Regions from separate parts of the Homo sapiens genome. Here region 2 is linked to region 1. A link is an interaction called in ENCODE POLR2A ChIA-PET data of the cell type or tissue named here. Cell type or tissue: Panc1. All regions are shown on one strand.

What was found. Peaks named below come from ENCODE experiments on the same cell type or tissue, not always from the same donor. Only the 100,000 strongest peaks of a DNase experiment are listed, where the experiment ranks them.
Region 2: POLR2A ChIA-PET joins it to region 1 with 9 read pairs; 1 of 35 experiments calls an interaction of 5 or more read pairs at or near these places.

Annotation. Positions count from the first base shown.
Region 1 is chr12:112,017,497-112,021,496 of GRCh38, forward strand. ERP29 (endoplasmic reticulum protein 29) reads left to right here. Exons shown (of 3, transcript NM_006817.4): 2 at 2,260-2,398. It overlaps LOC124903021 (a long non-coding RNA gene), which reads right to left. Exons shown (of 2, transcript XR_007063464.1): 1 at 3,080-4,000; 2 at 1,303-2,419. Among named protein-coding and RNA genes, the nearest start is that of ERP29, 6.1 kb to the left of the region's middle. In Panc1, a CTCF peak has its summit at 2,894; a DNase peak (open chromatin) is centred at 1,553.
Region 2 is chr12:111,491,027-111,495,026 of GRCh38, forward strand. The region is part of intron 14 of ATXN2 (ataxin 2); the gene reads right to left. Among named protein-coding and RNA genes, the nearest start is that of SH2B3, 87 kb to the left of the region's middle. In Panc1, no CTCF peak of the experiment used is centred here; a DNase peak (open chromatin) is centred at 2,139.

The DNA.
Region 1 (4,000 bases):
CCAGCAGAGAGCAAATGAAAAAGCTCTTGAGTGGGAATAAGTTTCATGTGCTGAAGTGAAATAAGGCCAGTTGGGCCAGAGGGATGTGATCTTATTTGTATTTTAAGTCTTTCCTGCTTTTAGGCCCCCAGAGCTCAGGCTTTTTGGCATTTAAAGATGACTTGTTCTGGTGTCTTCTCCTCCCTCCTTTGTGTCCCTAAACAGTGTTAAATATTTTTAAAAACCAAGAGGACATCAGTACACTGTAAAGGACAAAGACTAACAAGAACATTGTATCTTTTTTTTTCTTTTTTTTTTTTTTTTTTGAGGTGGAGTTTCATTCTTTTCGCCCAGGCTGGAGTGCAGTGGCGCGATCTCGGCTCACCGCAACCTCCGCCTCCCAGGTTCAAGCAATTCTCCTGCCTCAGCCTCCCGAGTAGATGGGATTACAGGCGCCCACCACAACGCCCAGCTAATTTTTGTATTTTTAGTAGAGATAGGGTTTCACCACGTTGGCCAGGCTGGTCTTCAACTCCTGACCTCAGGTGATCCACCCATCTCAGCCTCCCAGAGTGCTGGGATTACAGGCATGAACCACTGTGCCCAGTCCAGAACATTGTATCTTTGCCTTCAGCCAGAATTATGTCAGCTTGACATAATTTTTTTTTTCTTTTTAGAGAGAGAGAGAGAGATGGGGTCTCACTCTGTTACACAGGTTGGATTGCAGTGGTGCAATCATAGCTCACTATAACCTCTAACTCCTAGGCACAAGTGATTTTCCACCTCAGCCTCCTGAGTAGTTTAGCTGGGAATACAGGTGTGTGCCACCATGACTGGCTAATTTTTTTTTTTTAAGCCAGCTATGTTGCCCAGGCTGGTCTTGAACTTCTAGCCTCACGTGATCCTCCCACTTCAGCCCCGCAAAGTGTTGAGATTACAGGTGTGAGCCACCATGCTCAGCCTTGACATGATTATTTACAGTGATTGCCTGTGATGAAAAAACTTGATAGGGATCACTTGGATTAGGAAAACAAAAAGTTGATGGAAGTGAGGAAGGCAGTGTTACCCTAAGGTGGCTTGTTAGATAAAACTTGTGCATTGGGAGAAACCATCAAAAGAAGTCCTTGGCTTCTTCAGTAAGTTAAATGTAGACTTAGCATATGACCACCACAGTTCCACTTGTATATATACCCAAAAGAGTGGAATACAGGTGTTCAAACAAAATGTGTTATGTGAATGTTCATAGCAGCACTATTGACAGTAGCCAAAAGGTGGAAACAACCCAAACATTCAGCTGATGAGTGAATAAACAAAAATGTGGTCTATCGTACAGTGTAATATTTATTTGGCCATAAAAAGTAACAGTGTGCCAATACATGGTACAACATGGACAAACCTTGAAAACATGCTAAGTGAAAAAAGCCAGACACAAAAGGGCACATATTGTACATTTCCATCAGAATAGACAAATCTATAGAGACAGAAAATAGATGAGTGGTTGCTGGGGCTGGGAGGAGGAAGACTGGGGAGTGACTGCGTAATGAGTATAGGGTTTCCTTTTGGGATGATGAAAATGTTCTGGCACTAGATAGTAACCTCTATGGTTGCACATTCTTAATGCACTGAATCATGCAGAATGTACACTTTTAAATGGTTACAATGGCAAATATTATGTGAATTTTACTGCAATTAAAAGTCTTGGCCCTGACAGTTTAAAACCCAGAGATCTAGCCAGAGGGAAGTGTAGTCTAGGGAGAAGACATTGTCCCAAGCCTGGCCTCTCACTAGCTTATCTGCCCTGAAATTGCTGGGTTCAAACTCTGGCCTATCTAGCCAAAGCGTCCTCCATGATGCCAACTCCTTTGTAGGTAGGTTTGTTTATTTTTGTCAGATTTCTTGTTCAGGGTTTACTGCGAAAGGCCTCCTGGGATGATGAGCATGACAGGGGCTGATGTAGTATGCAGAGGGTCTCCTTCACCTAACTGAAAGGAACCCTGAAGGAGAAGGCCTTAGTATGTCTGCAGCCTTGTTTATTCTGGACAGGGTTGTGTATATCTTTGATTAGTGTGAACAGGTACTAATGGGGTGCCCTGCATGTTGCTGGCACTCACTAAATTGTTAAATGAGTCAGTGGGTGAATGAATAAATATTAGTTTGTGAGAGCTTGCCTCCCTTGTGGGCTTGTTTCCACTCTATTTCTTAAACAGGGGCCCCTTGGGAAGGGGAATTAGCCCCAAAAGTCCCTGGAACACCCACTTGCTCAGCTCTATACGCCCTCAGGTCATTCCCAAAAGCAAGTTCGTCTTGGTGAAGTTCGACACCCAGTACCCCTACGGTGAGAAGCAGGATGAGTTCAAGCGTCTTGCTGAAAACTCGGCTTCCAGCGATGATCTCTTGGTGGCAGAGGTGGGGATCTCAGGTATGGACAAGTCCAGGACGGCTGGGGGGGCAGAGAGGGAGGAAGCTAGAAATCGTTTCCCTACTTGGAACAGGAATACCCAGCATCTTTCCTTCTGAGCCACTCTCAAGGAGTGTAAGTAAACAGGTTCATGGTCTCTAAAGGAATCTGCTGCCCACAGTAGGCTTAACCTGAGCAGATTTTGGGACCATGGAATCTAAGCTCAGCTGTACAGGTGCCTGAAGGGAAGGGAACCCCTCTTCCTTCACATTCCACCCCTCTCTGACATTAAACTGTGAGAACTTTGAGCTCTCCTTGCAGGGAACACTGGGCAGAGGGGGTGCTATGTCCCCTAGGGGACAGCATAGTCAGTTCTTCTGTCTTCATTTCAGTTTATGTACCAAAACTGTTAGGTTTTGGTGTTAGCTCAAATGCACTGATGCCACCACTAATCCAAGGGCACCTCCCAACCACAGCGACAGCTTTAATAGTCACCAGCATTTAGTGGCTGACAGGGTAAAGATCTGCACCCCCATTGCATTTTAAATCTTCACTTGAACTCTGCCTGAGAAGCAAGATGTATTATCTCCATGTTATACTTCAGGAAAAAAAAAACTGAAGCTCAAAGATTAAAGGACTGTGGGTGATAGAGTGGCTCATCCAGAGCTCCACCTAAGTGTTTAGTCCCAGGCAGGGGCTTACTTATTTCACTTCCCTCCCAGCTTGGATGCCTCCATTCCGTAGTAAGCTGGGAACTTAGTAGAGCGTCTGGTCCTGGGTAGAGATAGCTGGCACACCTCTCCAGGACAGTCAGTCAGATTTGACTCAACTTCAGGTAACTCCCTTGGTGCTTTTATTAGAATAATAATAATAGTTAACATTTATCAGATGTTTACTGCGTGCCAGGCCGCTGTGCTGAGTGTTTTACATGTGTTTCATCTTTGCAAGAGCTCTGTGAAGGAAGTCCCATGTGGTACTATTACCTCCATTTTTTCAAATGAAGAAATGGATGCTTAGAGTAACTTGCTCAAGATTGTGGAATTGTTAAGTGGCAGAACTAGGTTTGGAACCCTAGGCATCCAGTACTACCACTACTAGTAGTTGGTCTTAGCCGTTTCTCGGCAAAGTGTAAGAAACCAGTTGTCACAGCATCAGTCCTTGGGGCTGCTACTGCTCGTTAGGAAGGATGTTGCAGATACTAACAGCAGCTACCACATATTAAGCATATAACCCTGCCAAGTATCACGCACATATTCCCTCATCCGGTCCTCCCAACAGCCCCCATGTGGCAGGGACTGTGTTCCTTCCCTACCACATGCTCCCCTTTCTCACCCAGCTCCAGCCAGACTGGTCTTTGTAATCCTGAAATTTCCTGAGCTTAGCCCTGCCTCAGAGCTTTTGCACTTGCAGTCCTTTCTGCCTGAGACACTCTTCCCAAATCTTCACGTAGCTTGCTCCAGGACATTCAGGTCCTTTAGCTGATGTCACCTTCACAGGGAGGCCTGCCTTGACCACCTGAAGTGGGCTTTCTTACCCACTTTGTCACATCGCGCTGTTTTGTTTTCCCTGTGGCATTCATCACCTGTGTTTATGTGTTTGTTATGTCTCTTCTCTCCCTTAGAA
Region 2 (4,000 bases), 530 kb before region 1:
GGATAACCTGAGGTCGGGAGTTCAAGACCAGCCTGACCAACATGGAGAAACCTCATCTCTACTAAAAAACAAAAAAATTAGCCAGAGGTGGTAGCGCATGCCGGTAATCCCAGCTACTCAGGAGGCTGAGGTAGGAGAATTATTTGAACCCGGGAGGCGGAGGTTGTGGTGAGCTGAGATTGCGTCACTATACTCCAGCCTGGGCAATAAGAGCGAAACTCTGCCAAAAAAAACCAAAAGAATCTTAATTTTGGTAAGCCCCACCACCGTGGGTAAAGTCCTCTGGGGTCCTAAATAAACTTGAAAGGCAGTCTAGACCAGAAGGACTGCAATTCCTGGACAAGTCATGGTACTGTGCTGGGCTCATAGTCAGTGGACTTGGGGTACATGTGACCCACTGAGACACCAGCTAGGGTGGCCAAGGGAGTGCTTGTGCCAGCCTTCCCCCAACTCCAGGTACCACAGCTCACAGCTCTGGGAGGAGAGGGAAGAGTAGGGAGGACTTTGTCTTGCAATGTGGATACTAGTTCAGCCACAGTAAAATAAAGCACCAAGCATAGTTCTGAAGCCTCAATTCTAGGCCATAGCTCCCAGATGACATTTCTAGACATATTCTGGACCAGAAGGGAACCCATTGCCTTGAAGGGAAATACCTAGTCCTAGTAGGATTCACCACCAGCTGACTAAAGAGCCCTTGTGCCTTGAATAAAAAACAAGGTGCCATGTCGTATTGTGCCAGCTTCAGATATGACCCCGCACATTCACAGCTGTGGTGTCCATGGGGAGACCCACCTGCTTGAGGTGAGAGAAGAGTAAAAAGGACTTTATCTTGCAAGTGGGTGCCAGCTCAGCCCCAGTACAATAAAGCAGATTCCTAAAGCTCCCGATCCCAGGCCCTGGCTCCTGGGCAGCATTTCTAGACACACCCTGGGCCAGAAGGGAACCTGCTGCACTGAAAGTAAAGACCCAGTTCTTGCAGGATTCTTCACCTACTGACTAAAGCACCCTTGGGCCTTAAATTAACATCAGTGGTGGCCAGAAAATAGCTGCCACAGGCCTTGGGTGAGACCAAGTACAGTTCCAGTGACGGTGGCCATGGCAGTGCTTGTGTCACCCTTCCCCAAACTCCAAGCAGCTCAGCACAAAGAGAGACTCCATTTGTTTGGAGAAATGTAAGAGGACAAGAGACTGCCTGGTAATACAGGGAATTCTCCCAGATCTTCCCCAAGACTACCAAGGTGATACCTCTACAGAGTCACAACATTACTAGTCTTGGGGTGCCCTCTAATGCATGTATGGCTGCAGTGAGCGAAGACTTAGATGACAACACTTAATTCCCTTTGAATACTTGAAAAACCTTCTCAAGAAGAATGGGAGCCGGATGCAGTGGCTAACGCCTGTAATCCCAACACTCTGAGAGGCCAAGGCGGACAGATCACGAGGTTAGGAGTTCGAGACCAGCCTGACCAACATGGTGAAACACCATATTTACTAAAAATACAAAAATTAGCCAGGCGTGGTGGCACGCACCTGTAATCCCAGCTACTCAGGAGGCTGAGGCAGGAGAATTGCTTGAATCCGGGAGACGGAGGTTGCGGTGAGCAAAGACTGTGCCACTGCACTCCAGCCTGGGCGACAGAGCGAGACTCTGTCTCAAAAACAGAAAAAAAAAAAAAAGAATGCGTACAAACAAAACCAGACTACAAAGAACAGAATACCCAACTCTTCAATGCCCAGACACTGATGAACATCCACAAGCATCAAGGCCATCTGAGAAAACATGACCTCACCAAATGAACTAAAAATAAAGGACACCAGTGACCAATTCCCAAGTGATAAGAGATATGTGAACTTTCAGACAGAATTCAAGCTGAATGCTTTGAGAAAGTTCAACGAAATCCAAGATAATACAGAGAACAAATTCAGAATCCTATAAATTTAAAAAAGAGACTGCAATAATTATTAGTAAAAAGAATCAAGCAGAAATCCCAAAGTGGAAAAATTCAATTGACAAACTGAAAAATGCATCAGTCTCTCAATAGCAGAAATGTATCAAGCAGCAGAAAACATTAGTGAGCTTGAATTCAGGCTATTTGAAAATAAACAACCAAGTTGGGCACGATGACTCACGCTTATAATCCTAGCACTTTAGGATGCCAAGGCGGGCGGATCACCCTGAGGTCAGGAGCTCAAGACCAGCCTGGCAAATATGGCAAAACCCCGTCTTTACTAAAAATACAAAAAGTAGCTGGGCGTGGTGGCACATGCTTGTAATCCCAGCTACTTGGGAGGCTGAGGCAGAAGAATCGCTTGAACCTGGGAGTTGGAGGTTGTAGTGAGCCAAGATGGCACCACTGCACTCCAGGCTGGTAACAGAGCATGACTCTGTCTCAAAAAAAAAAAAAAAAAAAAAAAGTTCTTCAATCTGCAAGAAAAGGATGTTAACAAACAATAATAAATCACCTGAAGGTGCAAAAACTCACTGGTAACAAGTACACAGAAAAATACAGAATATTGTAACACTGTAATTGTGGTGTATAAACTACTACTCATATTTTGAGCAGGAAGAATAAAAAATGAACCTTTCAAAAATAAGAACTACAATTTTTTTTTTTTTTGTGAGACAGAGTCTTGCTCTGCTGCCCAGGCTGGACGGCAGTGGCGCGATCTCGGCTAACTGCAACCTCCGCCTCCCAGGTTCAAGCGATTCTCCTGCCTCAGCCTCCTGAGTAGCTAGGATTACAGGTGCGTGCCACCACGCCTGGCTAATTTTTGTATTTTTAGTAGAGACAGAGTTTCACCACGTTGGTCAGGCTGGTCTCGAACTCCTAACCTTGTGATTCGCCCCACCTTTGCCTTCCAAAGTGCTGGGATTAGGCGTGAGCCACTAGGCCAGGGTTTTGTTTTGTTTTGTATTGTTTTTTGAGACAGTCTTACTCTGTTGCCCAGACTGGAGTGCAGTGGCGCACTCTCGGCTCACTGCAACCTGGGCCTCCTGGGTTCAAGTGATTCTCCTGCCTCAGCCTCCGAGTAGCTGGGATTACAGGCACCCGCCACCATGTCCGGCTAATTTTTCTATTTTTAGTAGAGAGGGGGTTTTGCCATATTGGCTAGGCTGGTCTCGAACTCCTGACCTTAGGTGATCCGCCCACCTCAGCCTCCCAAAGTGCTGGGATTACACACGTGAACCACTGCGCCTGGCTTATAACTACAGTTTTTTAAGACATAGTATAATAAAGATATAAATAAAAACAACAAAAGTTAAAAAGCGGGCAGATGAAGTGTAGAGTTTTTATTAGTTTTCTCTTTGCTTGCTTGTTTTTGCAATCAAAGTTTCAAGTTGTCATTGGTTTAAAATAATGGGTTATAAAATGTTATTTGCAACCCTTATGTGATCTCTTTTTTTTTTTTTTTTTTGAGACGGAGTCTCACTCTGTCGCCCAGGCTGGGGTGCAGTGGCACAATATTGACTCACTGCAACCTCTGCCTCCTGGGTTCAAGCAATTCTCCTGCCTCAGCCTCCTGAGTATCTGAGATTACAGGCACGTGCCTCCACGCCTGGCTAAGTTTTGTATTTTTAGTAGAGATGGGGTTTCACCATGTTAGCCAGGCTGGTCTCAATCTCCTGACCTCTTGATCCACCCACCTCGGCCTCCCAAAGTGCTGGGATTACAGGTGTGAACCACTGCACCCAGCTGTCATGGTGATCTTAAATCAAAAACACCTACAACAGATACACAAAAAATATAAAGCAGGAAATTAAAACATACCACCAGAGAAAATCACTTTCAAAACAAGGAAGGGAGGGAGGGAAAAAAGGAGCGAAGAGGAAGTAAAAAAGAAGGGGGAAGGGAGGGAGTAGGACTACAAAACAACCAGATAATAAGTAACAAAATGGTAGTAGTTAAGTCCTCACTAATCAGTAACAACACTGAATGTAAATCGACTAAACTCTCCAATCAAAAGATACAGAGTGGCTAAATGGATTTAAAAAAAAGGC